Regions from separate parts of the Homo sapiens genome. Here region 2 is linked to region 1. Evidence: chromatin loops called from intact Hi-C (ENCODE). Cell type or tissue: B cell. All regions are shown on one strand. Links, peaks and the distances in the headings refer to the core of each region. The heading gives the core; the rest is flanking DNA.

Region 1 (8,923 bases), core at 263-8,262:
AGAGAAAGGACAGTTATCAGCCCTATACAAACAGAGTCAAAGATCAGAGGACCTGTAGAAAAGAAAAATGGATAACTGAACTCAGCTGCTCACATATATGGGTCCTGGAATAATTCACTATATTTTCCTGGAACTCAATTTACTGTTTTGACAATCTTGTACTTCTATGGGTCTCAAAACTCAATTTTTTTCCTTTAAAAATTTAAAAAATCTAACAGAACTCCCTAAGAATCTGTTCGCAGATTTTTTAATAATCCTTAAAGAACTTATAAAACCCTCAAATCTCCTTACATTTGAACATTACAAAACTACCATCCTAAAATGGTCATGCTCATGTCCCATAACCATCACGTTTAAGATTCAGGTCAAAAACCTATTTCCCAAAAAGCTGTCAGCTTAATCCTACTCTCTTCTGATCTCACTGGAATACTGTATACTCACAACACACCTGTGGTGTTTGTACTTTTGCTTTACCATTTTGACTTTACTCTGTAATTATTTCCAGGTTTGACTTATGTACATGTCATCATTTGTTCTGTACCCTGTGATAATGTATAACACATGCTCCTAAGGTGGCAGGTGTTCCAGAAATGATGGCTGCCTCTGGCATTGAGGTTTCTTTGTGTAATTTATGGTACTATGACTACATGAAGTTCTGCAAATTTCTCTTAATACCACTCTCTCTTTTCTCACATTCAAAAAAATATTTTAAAGCAGTAAGAATAAGCTATCGTCTCCTTCATGGTCTAATTCAAGGGTCAGAAAAATCCTTTTGTTAAAGGGCCAGTTCGTAAATATTTTAGGCTTTGTAGGCCACAAGGTCTGTGCTGCAACCACTCAACCCTATCAGTGAAACACAAAGGCAACCATAGACAAATGCATAAATGAATTAGTGTGGCTGTGTTCCATAAAGCTGTATTTACCAAAACAGAGCCCGAGTTTGCTGAACCCTGGTGTAATTCATTCCAATGGACAACTAAAATGTTACTGGCTTTTTTTCTTCTTGAATTTTTAAAATGTAGTCTGAATTGACTGTACACATCAATAAAAAAATCTTTCTAGTGAGAATTTTTCAAGACAGAAGAAGCACTCCAGTCGCATACTTATATAATACTTTTACCTGATAACATATTTTCTTAAAACAAGTGAATAATCTTACCAATGTGATACACACAGGTACTAACTGAAATTTCAGTTTTCTTCATATCCTGTTTTGAACAGTTCTTGGTGTTGGTTATCATCTATAGAAATTATAGCCCTGGTTCCTGAGTTAAAAACGAAGATACAAGAAACTTATTTGATCATACAACTTACTTTCAAATAACAGCAAAGACCGTCTCCTTTAAGATTTCCTTGATTATCTTTGTAAAGTTTGACCTTAAATTCTTCTGTCTGAGGATCTCTCATAATAATGCCAAACTTGGACATAAGTTGTATAAATTCATCCACTGTAATATCTGGAGGCAAACCTGTCATTTAAGAAAAATTAAAAAACATTTATAATTGATAATGAAGGTGAATTACTTAGCATTCTACCAATTAGAAATCTATAACTTAGGTGAATGCAATGTTGATTTTCTAAATGTATGTAAAAGTTTTACATTTACGGAACTGAAGAAATTTCACATTTTTGTGTGTTCAAATATACATTAAAATTATGCTTTCTTGAGGGCCTCACTGAATGGGAAGGGACACACTGCTGTAAGTTACATTAACCAGGCCTAAAGGTTGGTATGCAAAGTTACACACTAAATTTCTTGGTTCTGTAATGAACACACATATTCCTTACTAATATAAATGGCTGAACAAAAAATGACACAATGATAAAAAATGGACTCTGGAGAAACTGAAAGCTAAAAATCACTTCGTGAAAAATCTCAAAATTAAGTATTTCCTACCTTAAACCTGTTTAAAAAGTTATACATACCAGACACGTATACATTTGTATTTCTGTCTTCTTCAACATGAAACCATCCTAGAAATCAAAATTAATTAAATAAATAAAACACTTGCAAAAAAAGATAAGAGTCATATTATGGAATCTTGACAAAGCAGCAGTTTCTTGAAACTTCCAGGACGACCTTTCTGTTACTCTTAAAAGACCAAGATAAACTAACTCAAATCACTACCCAGCTTTCAAAAGATTTAAATCTTTTGAGAAATAATTAGTTTTAGAGCCCTATCTGGAAAAAAGATGGCCAGTTTATCTTGATTCTTTATAACTGACACTACCTTAAAGAAAAAACTCACCTTATTCCTTCAAAGCTATTATAATTCTCGAAAAAGCAACTGTACCTATGCACACCCATATTTTTAATTTTTACACTTAAAATTTGTAAGCTAGAACCACTTACCTGACTCAGCCTTTCTTTTTTCTCCCTTCTTTCTGGCATCAGTGGGTTCCGGGGCTTTTTCTTGTGGAGGTTCCTCTGCAGTCCTAGCATGGACATCTTCAACATTTGCGGTAGAACTAGATGCGCCATCGTTAGAGAAGCCATAATTGGCCTGATATGTAGCAATGAAATCTTCAGTAATCTACACAAGCAATTCAACAGACCCGGACAGAGAAATTCAAAATTATTTCCACTCATAAGAAGTTTAAATTGTGTTTTTACAGCATAGTTATACAACTTAACACAAAAGTGTTTCTGTGGATAATAGTTGTAGTTATTAAGGTATAAATGCAAGAATAGTCACCTTCTATAGAAAATTGTGCATACGGTGATAAAAAATAAGACACAAGTACTTAGATGATCAATGCAAAAGTCTGAGATACGATTTAAAGCATTTTAAGTGATGCTGGCACCTTTTCTAGTTGTTTCATTTATTAATTACTACCTCTCTACACTACTTGACTAAGGCTACAAATACATACAACAAAGGAAGAACCAGATAATAAAACAATAAAAACCAACAGTCAATGAATAATCTAACCACAGAATCCAATTTTCTCTTACTGTACAGATGCACCAATATACATGTACAATAAGTACTTAAATATCTGTATGCAGAGAGCACACAGAACAGAACTCTGATTTGGTATATAAAGAATGGGGTTAACAATTGTAAAACTAAATGCTCATTTTAACTTTATCACAAATTAAATGACGTTATATTTTAGTATCAGAACAAATTAAAGACAAATCCAACTCATATCTATCTTCCTCCCCTTTGGGGGAAAAGCGTTATTGCAAAACGAAAGAAATATAGTTATATCATCATACCAATCAATATTAGGCAGGCATGGAATGGGGAAAATGTAAAACCCAAAGTTTGAAGAGGTATGGGCTTCAACAACATAAAAGGATAAAGTCACACATTAATCCATTATCACACCTTTGTTAAAAGTATTCAGAATGCTGAAGAAACCAAATCTGCACTCAAACTAGCACTACCAACACAGAAGTGAAATCGTAAATTTTAACAATCTGGAGGGATTGGAATATATATACAAATACAGAATGGGAAAGAAAAGTTGCAAAAGAATTTTTACAATAGCAGTCCAGTCGCGCAGTGGAGACAGGTTTTGTATCATTGACTTGCAAGTCAATTTGTGTGCTATTAGTGTGCCCTTTCCTGCTCATGAGAGCCAGATTAAAAGGGCACTTTTACCACAAAGTTTACAGAATCAAGTTTAACATTAGTTATTTTACTTCGAAGCTGAAATAAAAATACTTAGCAATTTCCAAGTATTCCAAACAAACATACACAGATTTTCCATCTGTATTCTGTGTATCTCCAGTCTTATTCCTGTGGTTATATGGTTCAAACATATATGCCTAGGGACAAAATTTACTAGGAAAGTAAAGCAAGGTGCAAAGAAAGTTCAATTAGTAAAGCTATATAAACAGCTACTTTAAAAAAGAAATCAAGAAACTGCATTTTGCACATAGTACATAAGCTAAACATCTGAGTTCCTAGGACAAGTGGGGTTGGCTACCAGAAATGGACAGCTACTAAATTTGTTCTTGGTATTTTTCCTCTTTGCAATAAAAAGCAGTCATGTAATAATCAACTGTGACCTTCACAGACAAGATTAATAAAGCATAGAAAAGACTTAAAAATTACATTTAAGACACTACCCTAAAGATTTACGTTCTTTTACACATCGGTGCCCCAACAAACACAACAAAAAGAAGCGTCGCTATTCAAGGGGGCTAGGACCAAGGACCAAGGATCTCAGCAAAGCAAACGTAAAAGGAGTGCCCCGCGAGGCTGGCCAGGCGGCCCGCTCTGCAGTGGCGCCCGTGGCACTCTCCTACCTTGGGGAACCAAGCCTTTTTGTCCAGGTCCCACTCGTAGGGAGTGTCCGTCGGCTGCTGCCCGAGAGAATCGGGTTCTCCGCCGGCATCGGTCTGGGTGTCACCATCCTTGCCGTCTCCGTACAATTCTTGCATTCGCAACTGCTCATCAAACTCATCGTTCCCATCCAAGTTGGTGCCGCTCATGTTTCCTACCTAGCTCAGGAGCAGGGTTCAGAAGAACTAAGAGGCCGAAATGACGCTGGAGCTGAGCAGAGAAAGGGAGGTCAACCGCGCTCTGCTCGCGCCCCGCCGCCCCCCGGCCCGCCTCCCCGCTGCGCCCCAGCAGTCCCCGGGAAATCGCGGCCGCTCGGCGGCTGCACCGCCCCCCTCTCTGCCCGCCCACCGCGCGCGCGCGCTGATGCTGTGAGCTCGGCCGCGCCGCCGCCCACCTGGCTTGCTCCGCCGGGCCTCGGCACCGCCGCTAGGTCCAGGGCGCTGCGGGAGCGCGCAGGCGCGCTGCCGCCGCCGCCACCGCCGCCGCCGCCGACCGGATCTGAGGCGACTGCGGCTCCCTCGGCAACGTCAGGAAATTACTTCTAAACTAAGCCCTGCTCAGGCCGACGCAGCCGCCATTGTCGGCGCGTGGCGACGTCGCGGGTCGCGCCGACACGCCCACTATGGCGTCAAAAAGCGCCGACGCCGGCATGCGGCGCGAGGCCCGGGGAGGCGGGGCGCCGGGGTTGGGGGGACCCGCTGCTGCTGCGCGTCGACGCCCACCGGGGTCGGGTTTGGGGCGGGGCGAGGGCCACTGGGATCCCGCGGCGCCTCAAGGGCCTTGAGCTCCGCGGGGTCCCCGGCGGATCGGCCGGCCCGGGAGGGAAACGGAAGGAAGGCGTGGGAATATTCCCTCGCGGGGGTGGCCGGGCGGGTTTCGCGAGGGCGCCATCTTAGGGGAGTGGGTGGGGCGGACAGGACAAATTTCTCTGGCTTCGAGAAAACGACGCGCCTCCTTCGCCCAAAGGCCCCTCCCCCGCTCAGGAACCGCGTCTTTTACTTGTTTCTTTACGACACCCGGGGATAGACACCGGATCTTGTTCATCTTGGTAGCCTAAACTCCTGGCACCGGCTCTGGTGTCTAATGCGGAATGAGCGAATGAATGAACGAATGAGGGGTAGAAGGGCCAACTTTCTTTTTCTGGTGTCAGCCTTCTCCTTTATCGGTCTCATACCTTCCTCTGGCTGGAGTTCGACTCCGTGGGAAGGATGGAAAGGGCAGCAGTTGCCTGCCTCTTGTACTGCAGATTTCAGTGGCGCTCGAGCTTCGAACTTGAAACTTAAGCATAAATGTAAACATCCCAGTGTAAACACCAGCTTTATTGGCCGGGAAACTCCGCTTCTTTGTCATTCTTTTAGAAAGACACAGCATACTTTTTGTTCTAAACAGAACTTTGTTTTCAGGAATTACACTCATTGCTGAAAAGGAAAAGGTCCATATTTTTAAGTTGGGCAGGTATTTATTGAGCCCCTACTAAGTGCAGGGCACTGCGTGAGGCTCTGGCGACCCAGGAGTTGACAAGACAGGCACAGCTCAGGGGAGACAGAATTAAGATGGTTGGCACCTGACAGATATGAGATGCTGGAGGACAGCAGTTCTCAAACTTTTTGGTTCCAGGTCCTCTTTACACTAAAACATTGAAAACCCCAAAAAACGTTTGTTTGTGGTTTATACTTACCAATATTTCTGCACAAAAATGAAAGCGGCTGTTAAAAAATACTAATTCATTAAAATAATAAGGAACCCATTAGTGTAAACATAAATATCATAACCCGGGCTTGAGGTCCGGGAAAACCTTACCAGAAGAAATTATTTCACTATTCCAGTGACCTTCACTTCTAAACATAGCAGTTGAGTACTACTTCTAGAAAATCCTGGCTCCCCACACACCAGTTGTGTGAATCTATGGTTTCAACGATAACAACAGTTTTTAATAGTTTGGGTTAGTTTTTTTTTAAATTACATTTCTTTTTCATGAAGTTCTCATTCTGGCAGGAACTCTTGGAGAACTGAATTTGTGTGCACTTTTATGATATAGGTAATGTGAGTTTTATTAGGCTTAAACTTTGCTAAATATTTTTTCCTGGATCCAAAAATAGCATACAGCTGTTTTCAGCAATGTGTTATTGGGCTCCCATTTCATTCCCGAGTTCACAGCATAGGTGATAATATGCGACACCACCCTACTGCACATATCATTGAGTGCCGGCTCTACCACAACCGTCTTTTGAGCAGGTGACTTAAAGGGTTCCTTATGCTTATGTCCCATGTCACCCAGCCATCCTGGCCCAAAGGCTGCCCAGGGTCTGTGTGGTGACCTGGCAGATAGCTCTGCATTCTAGACTGGATTTGACTGAGCCAGTAAGAACCTCTCCCAGAAAGTTTGAGTATGGAACATACAGGGATGTGGTCAGAGTAGCAAAGAAGCAAGGAGATACTCCCAGGGAAGGTAAAAGGCAGAACAGAGGCCTGCTGTGGAGAAGTTCCCCACGGGTGAGAGGAGCAGCTGAAGCAGCGAAGAAGGGTCACTGAGTCACTATACTAGTGAGGCAGTGGAGTTGAGAGGTACACACATTGTACCTGTAATGGCATTCTGTTTGGTCGTGAGAACTGGCAGTTTATAATTGCACAATGCTGTGGTCTCTGTGAGGCCTGGTTCCTATTTTTTCTCATTTCCCTGCATATTCATAGAATAACTCCCTAATGACTGAGGTAATCTGAAAGCATCTCTGTCTTTGTAACCTGTCTTTTACAAGTTTTTTTTCTTGCAAGTTATAGAAACACTCGAGGTAACAAAAAAAAAGGGGGGTGGGTTATAAAGATAGGGGCGGCTACTGAAACTCCAGGACTGCAGTGTAGATGGGCCACATAAAGGGATGCTGGACCTAGGAAGAATCTACATAGCTGGCTTCTCTCTGAATATGTGCTTCATTCTTCCCTCTGACCTTTATATGGGGTGATCTGTGTTGTACTTCTGCCCTAATAGGCCACAGCCTTCTTGGTGGATAAATATACATTAACCTACAAAAGCAGAGACTGCACTCCAGATAGGACTCACCTATCTGGCCTAAGAACTCTTTCTGAAAAATTACTGAACTATACCAAATCAGATTTTTAAAAAATGGTCCCTTCAAGCCCACTCTGTCCAGGAATTTTCCTATCCCCACATCCTATAATCTCAAGGCTTAGTGGAACTAAAAAGACTCCTTTCTGACAAAAAGATCGATGAATTCCTGACCTAAGATGACTCAAACTGCAGAAATTCTGCAAACCCAAATTTGCTATTTTCAGCAGAAAAGCGAGTCGTTAAGTGTTTTGTAGTGCTTTCACCTTCAATGATGAAGACTTACCTGCTGGACGTTTTGGTAATGCCTAACTTCGTGACTGTGTTTTCATGCTTTGTGGAGTATTACTGTATTATGTTCCATGTTTTAAGTCTTGGGTCAGGGAAGACCCCGAGCAACACTGAGATGTATACAGAATTTATTTTGTATATATCCCAGCTATCCACGCCATTTAGAATTCTCTCCAAAGAAATGAAATTTTCCATAGAAACATTTCTGGAACCACAAAAGTCAGTGTGAAAAAAATTGTGGCTATTAGGGCCTACTTGTAAGGTTAGCCATGACAAGGATAATCTGTTGAAAAAGAGACCACCCTCTCAAAAATCAAAGCAAAGCTGTGAATTTTAAGCCAACTACAACTACGGATGGAAGGAGGCTGATGCCCTACACAGCCATTTAGGGAATTATTTTATATCCCTAACTCACCTAAGGATTGCTGAGAATGGAAAAAAAAAAAGTTCTTTGAGTTCTAGTTTTATGAACTTCCAAAAAGCTGTCTTCACTTTAGTATTCTGGTACTTTTATCAAGTTATATCTGAAAAGTTATTAGAGTTTAGGAGAGTAAAGATGTAATTTTTACTCAGAGTGAGGAAAATAGTAAGATTGTTTTAGGGCTCTGTGACTTGAAAGTAACATTTTGGAATTAAAATGGGTTCCGTTATATTCTGTCAGAAATACTGTTTTTAGAATATAAAGTTACACAGAGTCATTTAAAACTTTATTTCATATTTATTTGTTTTTCCACACGTGTTACAGTGTCCACTTTAAAACAATACTAATACAGTATCACACCCCCCGCCCAACTTTAAGTAAACCAATTTTACAGAAAGTTAAAGTCTAATGTTAATATGTATTACCTTTTGGAGCCACATCATTAGCAAAAGTTCACGACTCCACAAGCCATTTAAAGAAAGCTCAGCATTACCAAAAGCACACTCAAACATTGTTTTTTTTTTTAAATACAAATTTACCTATAGTGCCAAACATGTTTAAATTTGCTCCAAAAATTTTTCTGAAACCACAGGTCTAAATCTGACACGTCTATTGACAAGAGTTTTTTTTTTTAAAACAATAATTATTAACAAGTGAATGATGTTAGCAGGTAGGAGCACAGGATAGAAAATCAGAACTTTCCATCTGATTTCCATGGGCAGAGATTAATTAGGCCATACACTTACAGGACTTAGGCACCCATTGGGTTTAATAAAGTCAAGCAGGAAGATGATCTGATCACAATTGCACACCCAGGGGTTAGGGATTTCATATGGTACTTCTGCATG
Region 2 (8,923 bases), core at 699-8,698, 270 kb before region 1:
CAGGTGTATATATTTGTGGGGTACATGAAATGTTGTGATACAGGCATGCAATGTGTAATAATCCCATCATGGAGAGTGGGGTATCCATACCCTCAAGCATTTATCCTTTGTGTTACAAACAATTCAATTACACTCTTTAAGTTATTTTAATAAGTACAATTATTATTGACTATAGTCACCCTGTTGTGCTATCAAATGGGCCTTATTCATTCTTTCAATTTTTTTTGTACCCATTAACCATTCCTGCCTCCTTCCCCAATATACTTCTCAGCCTCTGGTAACCTGTCTTCTACTCTCTATGCCCATTAGTTCAATTGTTTTTATTTTTAGATCCCACAAATAAGTGAGGACATGTGATGTTTGTCTTTCTGTACCTGGCTTATTTCACTTAACATAATGATCTCTAGTTCCATCCATGTTGTTGCAAATGACTGATTCTCATTCTTCTTTATGGCTGAATAGTACTCCATTGTGTATACATACCACATTTTCTTTATCCATTCATTTGTTGGTGGACAGTTAGGTTGCTTCCAAATCTTAGCTATTTGTGAACAGTACTGCAACAAACATAGGAGCGCCGTTATCTCTTCCATATACTGATTTCCTTTCTTTTGGGTAACATACCCAGCAGTGGGATTGCTGGATCATATGGTAGCTCAATTTTCAGTTTTTCGAGGCACCTCCAAACTGTCCATAATGGTTGTATTAATTTACGTTCCCACCAGCAGTGTATGAGGGTTCCCTTTTCTCCACATCCTCTCCAGCATTTGTTATTGCCTGTCCAAAAGTTTTTAATTTTGATGAAGTCAAATTCATCTCTTTTGTTGCTTGTGCTTTTGGTGTCATATCTAAGAAACTCATAATCAAATGTCTTGAAGAATTTTTTTCCTGTTTTCTCCTAAGAATAATATAGTTTTACTTCTTACATTAAGGTCTTTGATCTATTTTGAGTTAATTTTTGTATATGGTAGGAGGTACGGGTCCAAATTCATTCTTTTGCATATGCACATCCAGTTGTTTCAGTAACATTTGTTGAAAAGACAACATTAGCCAATTCCTCCATTGAACTGATTAATGTAGCTACGTAGTAAGTTTTAAAAGCGGGTCCTTCAACTTTGTTCTTCATTTTCAAAATCACTTTGGCCATTCTGGATCCCTCGCATGTCCATATGAATTTTAGGATCAGCTTGTCAATTTCTACAAAAAAGGCCAGCTGAGATTTTGATAGTGATTGTGTTCAATCTATAGATTGCTTTGGAGAGTGTTGCCATCTTAATAATATTAAATGTTTGAATCCATGAACATGGGATGTATTTCCACTTATTTGTCTTATGGGATGTATTTCCACTTATTTGTCTTTAGTTTCATTCAGCAATATTATGTACTTTTCAGTGTACATGTCTTATACCTGCTTGGTTCAATTTATTCCAAAGGATTTTATTATTTTTGGTGTTATAAAAAAATAGGATTGTTTTCTTGATTTGGTATTTAAATTGTTCACTGCAAGTGTATAGAAATATAATTATTTTTTTGAGACAAGGTCTTACTCTGTTGCCCAGGCTGGAGTGCAGTGGTGTGATTACAGCTCACTGCAGTCTCAAACTCCTGGGCTCAGGTGATTGTCCTACCTCAGCCACCTGAGTAGCTGTGACCACAGGTGTGGAGCACCATGCTTGGCTAATTTTTGTATTTTTTATAGATACAGGGTTTCACAATGTAGCCCAGGCTGGTCTCGAGCTCCTGAGCTCAAGTGATCCACCTGTCTTTGGCCTCCCAAAGTGCTGGGATTACAGGTGTGAGCCACGGTGCCTGCCCTATTGATTTTTTAATATTCATCTTGTATTCTTCACTTCCAAGAACTTATTCATTAGTTTGAATAGTTTTTTAGTGGATTCCCATATGGTTTTCTTATACAAGAGTATGCCATTGGTGAATAGAGATAGTTTTACTTCTTCCTTTACAATCTGGATGCCTTTTATTTCATTTTCTTCCCTAATTTTTCTGGCTGGAACCTCTGGTACAATGTTTAATAGAAGTGATGAGAGCAGACAGTCTTTCACCATTGAGTACGATGTTAGATGTGGGTTTTTGGTAAATGGCCTTTATCAGATTGAGGTTTCTTTATATTCTGAGTTTGTTATAAGTGTTTTGTTTTGTTTTTTATCATGAAAAGAGTTGGATTTTGTCAAATGCTTTTTCTACGTCTGTTAAAATGATCACTGGTTTTTGTTTGTTATTATATTTGTATGCTGTATTACATCAATTGATTTTCATATATTAAATCAATCTTGCATTCCTGGGATAAAACCCAGTAGATCATGTTATATATGCACATAGAAATTTGTGCACATCAGTGATTATTCTTGAAGGATCTTTCTTCACAGAAATGGGATTACTGTGTAAAATTGTGATAGATAATGTCAAATTGCCCTTCAAAAATGTTATACCAAGTTACACTCTCAGCAATAGTGTAAACAGTGTCTTCTTCCTGTCCCTGGCAACACTGGATATTATTTGTCTTTAATGTTTGCTAAACTGATGGATGAAAATGGCATTTCATTTATTGCTGTAATTTGTATTTCATGATTACTAATGAGTTTGGACATCCTCTTATCCCTTTATAGTCTATTTGTATTTCCTTTTTGTGAACCAAATATATCTTTCTTACTTTCTTACAGAATGGAGAAGGCAGGGAAAATACTCAGGTCCCAAGTGAAGTTTCCAGAATATATGGAAGAATCCTCCTGTCTAGGTAGAGGGTCACTGATGTCTCTCAACAACACAAGTTCTAGCAATGGCAGTTTTATTTTTGTGTTGCCCCTGAAGTTGCTGAGAGTTGGGGACACCTACAATTCTTCCGATCAGTCAAGAATGGCCTGGGTAGTACCTCTTTGATTGCATTGTCCTGGCTACAACTACATGACCGACTGGTCTCTGAAAGCTCTAAACCTATGGTTTTCCTGTTAGCCAACCCTTTCCTCTGCCTTATCCCCAGAAGGTAATCTGCCTTTGTCCTCTTCCACCATTACTACCAACCCATTGCCAGGGACACCCTACCATCTCCTATTCTGCTCCTGAGCCAAGTTTATTATTTATTTATTTATTTTTATTTATTTTTGAGATGGAGTCTCGCTCTGTCACCCAGCTGGAGTGCAGTGGCGTGATCTAGGCTCACTGCAGCCTCCACCTCCCGGGTTAAAGTGATTCTTGTGCCTCAGCCTCCCAAGTAGCTGGGATTACAGGTGCCCGCCATCATGCCCCGCAAATTTTTGTATTTTTAGTAGAGACAGGGTTTCGCCCTGTTGGCCAGGCTGGTCTCGAATTCCTGACCTCAAGTGATCCACCTGCATCTGCCTCCCAAAGTGCTGGGATTATAGGCAGGAGCCACCGCACCCAGCCCCAAGTTTATTTTTTTTTAAAGATATTTTATTCTGGAAGGATTTCACTGAATGTATATGAGATTCAATTAGTACTTATTTCACTTTCTTTCTTCCTCCTTCCCTCTCTTCCTCCTCTCTTTCCCCCTCTCTTACTCTCTCTCCCTCTCTTTCTCCCCCTCTCTCTTTCTTTCTTTCCAGTACCAGCTGGTAGCAGTATGTTTTTTTCTCTGCCCCCACCCCCTCATTCCCTCCTGTCTCCCTGAGTCACTCCATCTGCCTTGTCACCGGAACAGCAGGGGTGCCCTCCCCAAAGTGAGGCTTGTGGGATGGACGATTTGCCATTTCCCAGGGGCTGCTCTGCAGGGAAGCAGTTCTGAAAGTAAGGCAGCTCTACTAATGATCATGAGTCAAGACTAAATATCTAGCAGCGCGGTGCCTCCTGGGAGGAGTTAGGCACAAGGCCCGGCCTAACCACTACAATTACCAGTAGTTGTAACGGGTATCAGCAGATCTTGCTTCAAGCCCTGACCCTGCCACTTGTGTGAAGTCAGGATCTCCTTTCCCAGGCCTCAGTTGAGTCATCTGTAAAATGAGGAGACTAGAGTAGGGGTTGGGTAATGTCTAATGGTTGTAATGTCTGTTTTTAACTTGCCCATTTCCATCAGTTTCCGCTAGGCAAAGCTTTGCATATTTAGCTGCTCAGTTGGAACTAGTAGGAAGACCAAAGAGGATTTTGGCAAGTTCTTTTCTTCTGTTGTGCAAATCTGACATGCTTAATGGAATTTCCAAGAGTTACATTAAATGTCACCCATGAGTCTGGCTATCCTAATGTTTTACAGATTGCATCGTATTTCTGTAAAAATTAGACATTGAATAAGATTTTAAATATTTCCCATCTATCATGAACATTTTCGTTCTCTCTCAAAGAGACTATTTGATTTGGGGCCTGTTATCAGAGAGGCCGGGAAGGGCATCTAGGATAGTTGGAGGAAGGGTGGTATGTGAAGGGCCTCTGGAGAGCCAACGCTTCTCGGGTGTCTCAGCGGCTCACCATAGAGTTTGGGGGTTCTGAGTTGCATCTGGGGGTGAGGGAGGAAGCAGGCCACCAGAAAGGGCTAGTCCATGAGTCCGGGAATCCCGCCCGAAGCTCTGGCAGTGACCCGCAACATGCCAGGCACCGGCAGCCCTCGGGTAGGGGCTGAAGCGGGCGGCAGCAGCATGCGCAGTGTGGCCGCCGCGGGTACACCGCGGCTTTTGCTGCTGCCACAGCTACCAGGGCTGCTGCTGCTGCTGCTGCTGCTGCTGCTGCTCTGCCTGCGCCGCTGTCACTTCCAGTTCCTACTTCTGCGATCCAGGTCCGGGTCACTGCTTACCCGCTGCTGGCCCAGTGCCTCCAGGCCGCTTTCCCTCCGCTGCTCGGCTCCGGCTGCGGGCAGGAGGGGACCGGCGCGGGTAGCTGAGCGTGGTCTGGAGAAGCTTCGCGGGCTGGCTCCCCCGGCAGTCGCTCCCCTCCACTCGCCACCCCGCGCACCCTCGCCCGGCTCGCAGCCAGCGCACCCAGCGGGGCGCGCCTCCGGCACCCCCAGTTCGGCCCCGCGATCCTCCGCCCGCCGAGCGGCACGGCTATGGCAACAAGAACTTGAGGACAAGACTCTGACTTCCCTTTAGATTAAAAAACAATCCCTGGGCTGGAGAGGTTGCGGGCGCGGCACAGAGTTTGGAGACGGGCGCCCCCTCCTCGCCCGCGTCCAGGCGCAAAGTTGCAGCCGCCCCTCCCCGCTGGGGCGAGCCTAGCCCAGCTCTCCAGTTTCGCCCTGGTGGCGGCCGCGCTCAGGGCAGGGTCCCAGCTCCGGCTGGGTTGATCTGTTCCCGCAGCCTTGGCACAGGCTTGCCCGCCCGCTCGCCGGCCCCGTGACTCGGGAGGGCGAACGGCTTCCAGGAGGCGGCGGCGGCGCGGCTGGAGTGAGGGAGCAGCTGGAGGACAGGCGGGCAGCGGCCGAGCCAGGTGACCTGCCTGGGGGCAAAAGGGTCAGGGGAAGGGGAGCGCGCGAGGGCCCGGGGGTGGGTGCCGAAGGACCCCCTTTGGAGAGGAACCGCCCTTCTTCCCCACTGCCGTGGCTCGCAGCCCCAGCTGCGGGGTCCGTTCTCTGCCAGGGCCTCACAGTTCGCTGAGATCCAGGGTGCCGGGAAGGGGGAGATGAGGGCCAAGGACGCAGAGCGAGGACGCGCCAAACTTAGGGGCGAGTTGTCCAGCTCTGGCCGCAAGGTTTGCATCCGACTGGATTCTTTCCTTCCCCCAGAACCAGAGCAGGAGTCAACAGTACCATTTTTAATACTACTGTGATGCCCTCCCAACCCCGAGCATCCATACATTTGGAGATGTTTTCTGCATTAAGTACAGAGATCTGTCGCAGGAATGGTTTGTAGATGGAAAAGACCTGTATTCTACAAGGTGTTCCAAAGTGCCTGTAGTTAATTACAAGTTTTCATTTTCCAGTCATTTAGGAACCCAACAGGTATTTGAGCTATTTCGTTTCTTAGCTCTGCAGCGGAGAGCCCTCAAGTTTATCTCTGCCTCTTCAAAGGTCTTATATTTTCATTTTTGATTTGTTATTGTTTTTGGATAGAGGGGTAACTCACATGATATTTTTCCCTTTTCTTAATGTGTAGTGGGAGTAAAAATACAGTAAATGAATATATTTTCCTCTGCAATTATGTATATTTTGGTCAATAAAAACTTTGCATAACCCCCCCCCAAAAAAAACCTCACAAAATAGGATAAATTTCAGTTTATGCTCTGTAAAGTATTAATAATTTTAAAGGCAAGATTCAAAGGTTCAAACTGTTTTTTTTTAAACTTATATTTGCCTGGAAAACTCATAGTGTCCTTGGACTTCCTATCTTAATTTTGACATTGACCATGGTAAGAGGATCTCTGATGACATCATTTGCTCCAGCCACAGTCTGGAATTCTGTGACTGAGAGCACCTCTCTCCAAAATGTAAGGCCTGGGCCTGCCCTTGTGCTTCAGCTGAGGCATTTCCAAGGATTTCTCTTCAGCAAAGTATTATGCTACATGCCAGGCAATGCTGCAGTCCCTTCTTACATAATAAGCCAGCTTCAGGCTGGTGTACTCTTTGGGTGTGCTTAGAGCAGTTAAAACAAGGGAGTGTTCTGTCTTAGTCTGGGTGCTGTGCAGATGATTGGAGTTTTGAACAAAGTAAATTTCCAGCTACTATTCTCATATTGCATTTCTTTGGTGCTTAATTTTTTGAATGCCTTCTAGTTATCTGAAACTCCCCGTGCCCTTGTAAAGGATGTAGGAGAGATGGCATTACTTTCACTTGACAAAGAAACAGAAAAGTTTAGTTAATCGAAGTCATACAGCTTATCACTGGTAGGATCAAAACTCTAACCTGGACCTCCTGCTTTCAGCCTAGGTTTTTTCTTTGTTCGTTTATTTTTACTAAAATGTGACATTTTATACAAAAGTGTTTTATGTGGCACATTTTATGGATGGTATGTCTTCCAAGCTACTAATTTTTTCTATTCTTTTTGCCTACTCACATCTCAGCCTTGTCTTTGCTTGTGCAGGGCTGGCGCTGTTCTTAGGGGTAAGGACAGGAGGAGAGTTTTTCAAAGGATGGTCTGTGGTTTCTATTTACCTACAGTCTGCCTCTTCTCTACTCACATTCAGGGAGAGCAGGTGCTGAATAGAGTGAGTAGCCAGGGCCCAGAAATTTCTGATATTCATTTGACATCATTAGTCCAAGTATAACATTACTTCAATCTTTACAAAGAAACTCATTCAGGAGAGGAAATTGAAGAGTATGAGTTTTGTTCTTTTATAGCAATCTGTTTATCACTGTGCTTAGGACCGTAGATGCAAAGGAGGAAAAGGAGTTGAGTATCTACCATTTCTCAGGCACCTCCTATGTTCCAGGCACTATGCTAGGTGCTTTAAATCTATTATCATATTTAGCCCTTGCAACACTCCTGGGAGGTAGGTGGCATTGTACTCATTATACCCTGGTGGAAACCAAGGTTTGGAGATGATCCAGACTGATGCCTCACACTGCCAGTGCAAAGAAGAACCGGAATGTAATCACTGATGTACCTGACTCCAGAACTCATTCCCTTTGCCTTGTGCTAGGCTGCTGTTGCCCCCAAAGCTATTGATAAATACAGGAACACCTAGCTCCTTTGTTTTCAGACATGGCTGTACATTGGAGTCACTTGGGATACTTTTTAAAAATACAAATTTTGGGGTCTTATAACCCAGAGATTTTGAGTTAATTGGTCCGCAATGAGGCCCAGCCACTGGTATTCCTTTTTTAAAAAAATGCTTAAATCAACTTTATATTTACATTCGGGAAATTGCACAAATCCTAAGTATATAGTTTGGTGAATCTTCGCAAACTGACACACTCATACAGTCTGCACCCTTATTAAGAAACAGAACAGGATTGGTGCCCAGAAGCTATCCTCGTGCCCCTTCCCAGTCACTATGCCTCACCAAGGGGCACTACTATCATGACTATCCACCACTATCGTAGTAGATACCCTGCCTTCCCACCTGTTTTGGTACTCTATATGAGCGGACTCATACAGTATGTACTTGTTTGTATGAGGTTTCTTTCACTCAGCATAATATTTGTACAAGTCACCCGTGTTGTTGCAGGTAGTAGTGGTTCACTTTTTTTCTTGCTGTATAATATTTCATTGTATGGATATACCATGTTTTGTTTTTCTATTCACTTGTTGATGGACATCTACATTGTTTCCAGTTTTTGTTTGCTGTGAACAATGCTGCTATGAAGATCCTCGTGAGTGTCTCCTGGAGAATATATACACCCATTTCTGTTGGGTTTATGCATTACAGTGTCACTGCTACGTCATAGGGTCTGCATGTGTTCAGCTTTAGTAGGTACTGTCCAGCCATTTCCCAAATCAGACAAGCCTTGTGATTTTTTTTTTTTTGAAAGCTCTGCAAGTGATTCTAATGTGTATCCAGAGTTGAGAACCATTTCCCTGGTTTATCCAGCGTTCAGCAACCTAGTGACCTCAACTGTCTGCCACTAAGCTGAGAACCATACAGAAGGAGATACCAACTTTCTTCTCAGCCTGGAATCTTCTGGACAGTCTTCTCAGCAAAATTGGGCAGCTTACACTTATTTTCCCATAATCCCTTGTGCCAAGCTACCTTTATACTGCTCGTCCACCCTTGCTTTGTTTTTTTTTGTGAACACATCTGCTAGTCTCAGAACTTTTCAAAGGTAGGAACTGGAGCCTGATCTTCTTTATTTTATTTCTTTATTTATTTTGAGACAGAGTCTCGCTCTGTTGCCCAGGCTGGAGTGCAGTGGTGCGATCTCTGCTCACTGCAACCTCTGCCTCCTAGGTACAAGCGATTCTCTTGCCTCAGCTTCCTGAGTAGCTGGGATTACAGGCACATACCACCACGCCCGGCTAATTTTTGTATTTTTCATAGAGATGGGGTTTCACCATATTGGCCAGGCTGGTCTTGAACTCCTGACCTCAAG

The links. Peaks named below come from ENCODE experiments on the same cell type or tissue, not always from the same donor. Only the 100,000 strongest peaks of a DNase experiment are listed, where the experiment ranks them.
Region 2: it touches region 1 in a loop (4-fold over the local background); 2 of 110 quality-filtered maps call a loop at or near these places.

What each region holds. Positions count from the first base shown.
Region 1 is chrX:136,493,210-136,502,132 of GRCh38, reverse strand. HTATSF1 (HIV-1 Tat specific factor 1) reads right to left here and starts at 4,541. Exons shown (of 9, transcript NM_014500.5): 1 at 4,263-4,541; 2 at 2,355-2,535; 3 at 1,928-1,975; 4 at 1,315-1,469. The coding sequence starts at 4,448. It overlaps BRS3 (bombesin receptor subtype 3), which reads right to left. Exons shown (of 3, transcript NM_001727.2): 3 at 8,353-8,923. RefSeq lists a silencer at 4,531-5,200. In B cell, for the core only: no CTCF peak of the experiment used is centred there; DNase peaks (open chromatin) are centred at 4,832 and 5,222; H3K4me3 peaks cover 2,273 bases; H3K27ac peaks cover 2,166 bases.
Region 2 is chrX:136,763,606-136,772,528 of GRCh38, reverse strand. All of the region lies in intron 2 of ARHGEF6 (Rac/Cdc42 guanine nucleotide exchange factor 6), which reads left to right. Among named protein-coding and RNA genes, the nearest start is that of ARHGEF6, 13 kb to the left of the region's middle. RefSeq lists an enhancer at 3,993-4,102 and silencers at 4,835-5,114, 5,125-5,174, 5,032-5,200, 5,205-5,254, 5,315-5,444. In B cell, for the core only: a CTCF peak has its summit at 5,125; DNase peaks (open chromatin) are centred at 3,928 and 4,718; H3K4me3 peaks cover 1,626 bases; H3K27ac peaks cover 1,990 bases.